3 separate regions of the Mus musculus genome follow, and regions 1 and 2 are each linked to region 3. The links are chromatin loops, found by intact Hi-C in ENCODE. Cell type or tissue: heart. All regions are shown on one strand.

What was found. Peaks named below come from ENCODE experiments on the same cell type or tissue, not always from the same donor. Only the 100,000 strongest peaks of a DNase experiment are listed, where the experiment ranks them.
Region 1: it touches region 3 in a loop (2.0-fold over the local background); 2 of 42 quality-filtered maps call a loop at or near these places.
Region 2: it touches region 3 in a loop (5-fold over the local background); 4 of 42 quality-filtered maps call a loop at or near these places.

Annotation. Positions count from the first base shown.
Region 1 is chr1:97,918,140-97,920,639 of GRCm38, reverse strand. All of the region lies in intron 7 of Pam (peptidylglycine alpha-amidating monooxygenase), which reads left to right. The region is part of intron 1 of Gm31771 (a long non-coding RNA gene); the gene reads right to left. Among named protein-coding and RNA genes, the nearest start is that of Gm31771, 8.3 kb to the right of the region's middle. In heart, a CTCF peak has its summit at 1,545 (motif pointing left); a DNase peak (open chromatin) is centred at 1,979.
Region 2 is chr1:98,349,171-98,351,670 of GRCm38, reverse strand. No RefSeq gene overlaps it. Among named protein-coding and RNA genes, the nearest start is that of Slco6d1, 71 kb to the left of the region's middle. In heart, a CTCF peak has its summit at 1,183 (motif pointing right); no DNase peak of the experiment used is centred here.
Region 3 is chr1:97,975,156-97,977,655 of GRCm38, reverse strand. It overlaps Pam (peptidylglycine alpha-amidating monooxygenase), which reads left to right. Exons shown (of 26, transcript NM_001357127.1): 2 at 397-799; 3 at 1,751-1,871. The coding sequence starts at 699. Among named protein-coding and RNA genes, the nearest start is that of Gm31771, 65 kb to the right of the region's middle. In heart, CTCF peaks have their summits at 384, 594 and 1,439; a DNase peak (open chromatin) is centred at 465; H3K4me3 peaks cover 2,500 bases; H3K27ac peaks cover 2,500 bases.

The sequences.
Region 1 (2,500 bases), 57 kb after region 3:
CCAGTCAATGCCATTAGATATTATCTTGTCCCTTACGTGTTAGATGGTATAGAACATTAAGTAAGCACATGGGAGAGTATCAGATCTCATTGAAATAATGAAATAGATGCTTTACATTTATTCAATTGGGGATGGATAGAAATTGAATTATAAAACTCAAGACTATCAGACTTTGGTAACCACAGTGCAGTTTAGGAGGCTTTAGAAACTAATATACTGTTTTGAAAAGCACTTTTTCCATTTCCTAAAAACATCTCATTTAGAAGTAGAACTTTTCTAAATGATTAGACATTTTTAAAATGAGGTTCAAATTTTACCATTAAAAACTGTTAATATGAAAAACTGACAATTAGCCATATAAAAGTAAATAACATTTAAACAGACTATATAGACTTTATGTCTGCTTATGTGTTTAGGAGGATTGTAAGGAACAAAGGAGACTATAATAAGAATAGGTTGCCTTTACAAAGAAAAGGCTTTGTAAATTACACCAAGTTTTGAAAAAAAATGATAATCGCTGTCTTTACAATACAATTTTCATTCCAAAAAAGAATCAGCATATTTCTCCTAAGGCTGTGCTCCTGAATGCTCTGTGCCCCCACCACATCAGCTGTCTGTCAGCAGGTCTTTGTGCACGCGGATGGACTCAGGCCCATATGAATTCCCCAAGGAGTCATTTATGTTGAACTAGGTTCTATGTAGGGTCTTTTACTTCTCTCCATAAACAATCAGAAGAGGAGAAAACAACATCCTCTGTTTATTAAAGCACATTAAGTACAGGTGTTATGTCTGTGTAACTGTGCATACAAGTACACTAGTGTACACAGTGTCAGTACTTGGATACACTAGTGTATACAGTGTCAGTACTTGGATACACTAGTGTACACAGTGTCAGTACTTGGATACACTAGTGTACACATTGTCAGTACTTGGATACACTAGTGTATACAGTGTCAGTACTTGGATACACTAGTGTACACAGTGTCAGTACTTGGATACACTAGTGTACACAGTGTCAGTACTTGGATACACTAGTGTACACAGTGTCAGTACTTGGATACACTAGTGTACACAGTGTCAGTACTTGGATACACTAGTGTACACAGTGTCAGTACTTGGATACACTAGTGTACACAGTGTCAGTACTTGGATACACTAGTGTACACAGTGTCAGTACTTGGATACACTAGTGTACACAGTGTCAGTACTTGGATACCAATGAAGTCAGTGAAGACTTTACCTTTGTAACATAAAAACTAGGCATATTTTATGTATATAAGTGATATGAACTCTCATGTATCACCCAGGAAATTTCTGTTTCCTACTGAAAAGTGGGAACATATTTGGCTTAAGTGAGTATTTTTCCATTTACAGAATTGACTTGTTTAAACAACAACAACAACAACAACAACAACAACAACAACAAAATAGGGCTGGAGAGATGGCTCAGTGCTTAAGAGCACTGACTGCTTTTCCAGAGGTCCTGAGTTCAATTCCCAGCAACCACATGGTGGCTCACAACCACCTGTAATGGGATAGGATGCCCTCTTCTGGTGTGTCTCAAGATAGCAACAGTGTACTCATATACATAAAATAAATCTTTAAAAAAAAAAACTATTTCAAAAAAAAGCAAAAAAAAAAAAAAAAAAAAAGCAAAACAAACAAAAAAACCTCCCTCAATGCAGGTGAAGTGCCTCCTTAAACTTGTGGGATCCTAGACAATCAGAGAATATAACCTTGAAGCCAGAAAGTCTGGGACTGTGATCTCTAGCAGTAGGGAAAAAGACAGGCTGTGAGCTCTGTGAGAGTATACACAATGGTTGTGTGCTTTGTAAATTACACCAAATATGAAGCGGTAAACACTCCATCTAAAAACAGCTGGCTTTTTTAAATGCCACTCACAGGCAGGCCTGTGCTGAAGCAGGATGTGCCGCCCTTCCTGCCAGCCAGTGTTTACTCTAGCACTAGTGCAAACACAGAAGTGTGTGCGCAGGAGGCCGCAGACTTCTCGGATGAGCACTCACTCCACCTTAGCTGCGTTCATTACAGTCCATAGAAACAAGGGGATACAGAATCTTTGGCTATAACTGTCCACAATGTAGAAGGGACACGTGCTATTTTTCAAGGGTCTAGACACATATACGGCACTCACTGTCCATCAGTGTTGTAAGCGATGTTCCTCCTGTGTGGTGGTTTCTGATCCCTGAGCAGCTTTGATTATTTACAGTTCAGCTGTGCACATCAGTCACTGTTGTGAGACATGTACTAATGATGCAGTGTTTCCTGTTTCACAGTCCTCAAAAGTACACCTGGACTTCCTACAGTTTAGCATGGTCTTGAGAGTATAGGTAAAGATTCGTTTTCCTGAGAGTGACGTGAGCTAATTCCTATATGCTAAATTAAAGAAATTAAATCTAGAAATCTTTTTAACTCTTCTTAATGTGAACCCTAAAAAAAAAAGTTTCTAAATTTCTGACTTATATGAGTAAAATTGGATCAT
Region 2 (2,500 bases), 370 kb before region 3:
TCATAGTCTTGTGTGATGAGTACTATGTCTCTCTCTCTTTCTCTCTCTCTCTCTCTCTCTCTCTCTCTCTCTGTGTGTGTGTGCGTGTGTGTGTGAGTGTGTGTGTGAGTGAGTGAGTACATGTGAGAGAGAATTTGTGTGAATGTGGGTGTGGGGGATATGTGGGTGTGAGTGTGTGAGGATGTTGCTGTCTTTTGATATGCAAATGTGCATTCGTGCAGAGAAATTACTGAGAATGTGAGTAAAGATGATCCAGGAATAGACCTGTAAAGAAATTCTTAATTATGAAACTATTAAAATATTTTAGCTAGGAGGTATTGCAGCTGATTAGCTCTTTAGGAATTCCATTTTGGTTAAAACCTCTTCTTACGAGGGCTATAAGGAAAAAAAGAATTCTTCATTTTGATGTAATTCAAAATTTATTAAACATTGTCTTTTAGCCAGATGTATATTGTTTCCCTTGAGAATGATAAAAATCACTAAAATAAAAAAATAACAGGGACTAGGTCTGTTGCCTGGAAACACTTCACATTTGATAACCTCTCTTAAAATGTACCTTAGTCTTTATAAAATAGAAAAGCTAGATAGGAGGGGAAGGATATACAGAGAAGTAATACAGGTTTCTGCTGATACTGGTTTCTAGTTTCAGCCCTGTTAAATTCAAAGTCTCCTGCATAGAAAATGCAAGGAAAAGAAGCACAAAGTCTAGGTTTCTGCCCTTCAAACACAAATGAATTCCATAGGTCAGGAAAGTTTACACTGAATCAACCAAAGCATAGCTAATAAGGAAGTAGATTTGTTTTTCATCCACAGGACGAGTCCTCGATTCCACAGGTGGGTCTGATTTCTTTTTTGTGACTATAGTATAAATAATAGCCTCAAATACCAGGAAATTGCTTTGCATAACTGCCTAAGACAAAACTGGATCCCTGGTTTTGCATATTTTCTCAACCATTCTCAATGCAAACATAATTTGGATTGAAAATTTTGTTACTAAATAATTGAATCTAGAGAGACCCATTCCAAAATGTTCATTGGTGTCTTAAATATGTACTTTTTTTTCTTTTGCTTAGTGATTATATCAGCCAGTTTATTTGAAATCATGACGCCATTGAAGATACTAACAATGGAAGAAGGAAATAAAATTCTAGAAATACCTTCTAGGTATTAATGCGATGATTTTGTACCACCAGATGGCGGTATTTAGTTTTGAAACCATATTCGCCATACCACAGCCAAGTATTTAAAGCAGTTCAATATGAATGAATAACCTTGTCTTAGACAAAAGAACCATCACCAGAAGAGTCTAATGTCTTTTCTTTGTTCTAGTATCATCCATCTGTGCAAGCTGTCCCTTCCTTTGAAATACACGAAAAATTAACTATGTACAAAACCCACACTGGAGCTACAAGACAGAATGGGACTACAAGTGCCTGTATTTGGCAACAGATGGTTTGAAACTGAATACAATAATCAATAATGATGATGCCTTGACTACATGAGCAGCTGTCCTCCCCACAGCTCAAGAGCCTCTCATCATCCCTCTCCTGCCCCAACAGACAGTTATATCACCTAGAGAATGTTCCTTTGTCTCTTTCCTTTCTTTTCCTTTACTTTTGATTTTGCTTCTCATCTCCAGATAATAATCAACCTTCCTGACACAAGAGAGCAACACTTTTGCTTGTTCTCACACCTATACAAATACTCTGCAAACTGTTTTAAGCCTCTCATACCATAAGCACATAAACTTGATGATGGAATAGGTAGACTGAAGATCATTGAAATACCTGTTCAAGAAATTTTGTCTCAAGAATACTTATCTGTGTATGGCCTTAGAACAGGATGAGCTCTTTATATAAGCTTTGACTTAGAAGGAAAGGTGTTTGATTATTAAAGAATACTTGAATTTTTCTCTCAACTGATTACTAATTTCTTACTCAAGCCTTAAATCTTCTGATTAGTTATTTGTTTCTTTAGGAAATAATAGACTTTGTAAGTACAGTTTACAAATGTTAATCTAAAGAAATGTTTAATTTTCAAGTCTGTCTATTTCTGACATTTCATTAATTTGGGAGGAGGGGAGAGTGTCTTATTGCACATGTCATAGTGTATGTATGGAAGTCAGATGGCAACTTGTAGGAATTGGTTTGTCCTACATATCCTCCACATAAGCTCTCCAGGTGGAGGTCAGCTCTAATGGCAATCACATTTACCCACTGGGACATTATTTATTAATTAACTGCCATGGAATAGAAATGTATCTGCTTAGTAAATGACAATTTCTTCTTTGTTTATTAGATATTTTCTTTATTTACATTTCAAATGTTATCCCATTTTCTAGTCTCCCCTCCAAAAATCCCCCTATCCTCCTCTCTTCCCCCTGCTCCCTGCACCCACTCCTGCTTCCTGGCCCAAACATTTCCCTATACAGGGGCATAGAACATTCATAGGACCAAGGGCCTCTCCTCCCATCGATGACCAACTAGGCCATCCTCAGCTA
Region 3 (2,500 bases):
CTTTTTGATGAGATGAGAGAGTGATAAAGAAACCCGGAGAAGTGGACTAGATAGAAAAGGAAGGCAGGGTGAAGAACCAGGTAAAAATCGGAACAGTAAAATAAAAAAAAAAAAAAACAAAAAAACAAAAAAACAAAAAAACAAAAAACAAAAACAAACCCTGAGTGGGTGGAGGGGAGGAAGAGCAAGCTAAGGCAGGACAGGGGCTTTGCTCAGGGTCTGTGAAGTCACTGGGGCTTGTCGCTGGGGTGGAGAGAGATCAACAGACCAGCATTTTCCCCAGGCTTGGGCGCAAGCTTGTGAAACTCCTCGTGTATTAAGGAACCTCAGCTGGGATTTGCTGAGGACAAATGCTGTAATGTGTTAGTCATCCATTATCGGCTTCTATTTTTGCAGGTTCCGAATGATGACTGACGCGGGTCTGCGCGATAGCCCTCACAGCCCCTGGCGTTGTGAGCGATAAGGACCCTGCTCATCCAGCCCTGTGGCTGCACCGGCTCCCGGACGCTCTGGAGGGCGGGCGGCTCCCGCGGGCGGGCGGAGCGGACTCCAGCGCCGCTTCCCACGCGTCCGGAGCGGACGGAGCGGACCTGGCTGGCCGCGCATCGCCCTCGCCTGGGGCCATGAAGTAGCTGCGGCCGCCAGCCTTGCCCTCCCGCTGGCCCGGCCACTGCCCGCTGCCCCGGTCCTGCGCGGACATGGCCGGACGCGCCCGCAGCCGCCTGCTGCTGCTGCTGGGGCTGCTCGCCTTGCAGAGCAGCTGCCTGGCCTTCAGAAGCCCACTTTCTGTCTTTAAGAGGTGCGTGTTTGGCTTGTTTGTTTTCTTTAGACTGGAGGAAGGACGTTGGGGTGGGTTCTGTGCATGCTCCTTAGAAATGTAGTCACTTGAAGTAACCTGGTTCTTGGAAGAAAAAAAAAAACTCTACAAGGCTGATTTTTTTCTACCCAAAACGTCTTCCAATTTTAGCTCAGTAACTTCTCCTGAAGTGCCCCTTGCATTTAAAGCCCACTCAATCGTCCTATAGCCAAGCTGCTACCCTGGCTTTCGGAACTCCAATTAGAAGTTGTGATTTCCAGAACTAATCGCTCCCTCTTGGAGAAATATTTCAGAAACTGCAATATAGTTGTTTAGACTTGAATGCCTTCCTATATGTAACAGCTGGAGGAATAAAATATCAAGATAGATCGGTGGTGGGGAGAAGATCATTGGCTGTAATAGCTCACTAGGAAATATCGAGCTGTATACACGCACCTCGTAATTACCATATGAAATATTTATGTACTTGTACGTTTGTAATTCACATCGCAGTCTTTATTTCGCCCTCATATAATTAACTGTACCTAGCAAGGCTGTGCTTAGGGTTTTCTGTTGTTTATTTCCGATTAGTAATGTTGGACGCTCATAGTTGACAAAATGCCACGGGGTTACAGTTCACAGTCTTGCCACTAGAAAACTAGCACGGATGTGAGGATGATAACGTCTTCATTAAGTAGAAATAAATATGGAAGTATAAGCTTTTATTGGGTCGAACTTTATACCCTGCTTAGTTCTTTTGGCTTTATTTTGCTTACAAATTGGTTATAAGTTGTTCATAGACAATAACATGATTCTGGGAGTTAGGATTGTTACAGAGCCATTACATCTTATAGTTTTTATTAGATCTATATTATTAATCCTTAAACTTAAGGACATAGGCTTTATTTCTGTCCTCCCTATTATGTTCAAGGATGTTCAAATTATCTCCTTAAGGTTTAAAGAAACTACCAGATCATTTTCCAATGAATGCCTTGGTACCACCAGACCCATCACTCCTATTGATTCTTCGGATTTTACACTGGATATTCGCATGCCTGGGGTCACACCTAAAGAGGTGCGTGGAATTCTGTCCTTTTATTTTTCACCTGTTCTGCGCAATGTCTAGAATTAAAGGTAAAGCAAGGCATTTGCGTGTATAGCTGTGGTAACTTCTTTGCTTTCAGACTTTCCAGGTGAGGCTGGAGTCCTGTCAAATGGGTAAGACTTCAAGGGAAAATATTCAGTTAAATTAGGCTTATGAAAAGATTACCCACTTTGTTATTTGTGACTCAAACAGAAACTTTAAAAAAATCTATGTTTTGAGACTCTCTATGGAGAAATGTCCTCTGTAATACAGCGCCTAAATGTGCGTTACGATAAGGCAAAGTGTTCTAATGAAGGGAATAACGCTGAGCAGCTGCATCCACCAGATTACTGTGTCTTTAAAAGATGCTTCCAAAGCCGCCACCGTTAAGGTAGAAAATCTTGCTTAATACCAAGAACTTGAAAAATAAAACATTCCACGGTCTGGAAAGTTAAGGGAACTATTCGCACAGGTGGCAGAACGAATTTTCTAGAGCTCTCTTTTGAAGAGATAACAGCAGTGCTCACACAGACGTGTCGCAGAGCATGTGAAGTCGAACAAGGTTGCTAGGCACCCCATGTCTTAGCACACACAAGAAGCTAACAGTGCCACTGCCGTGT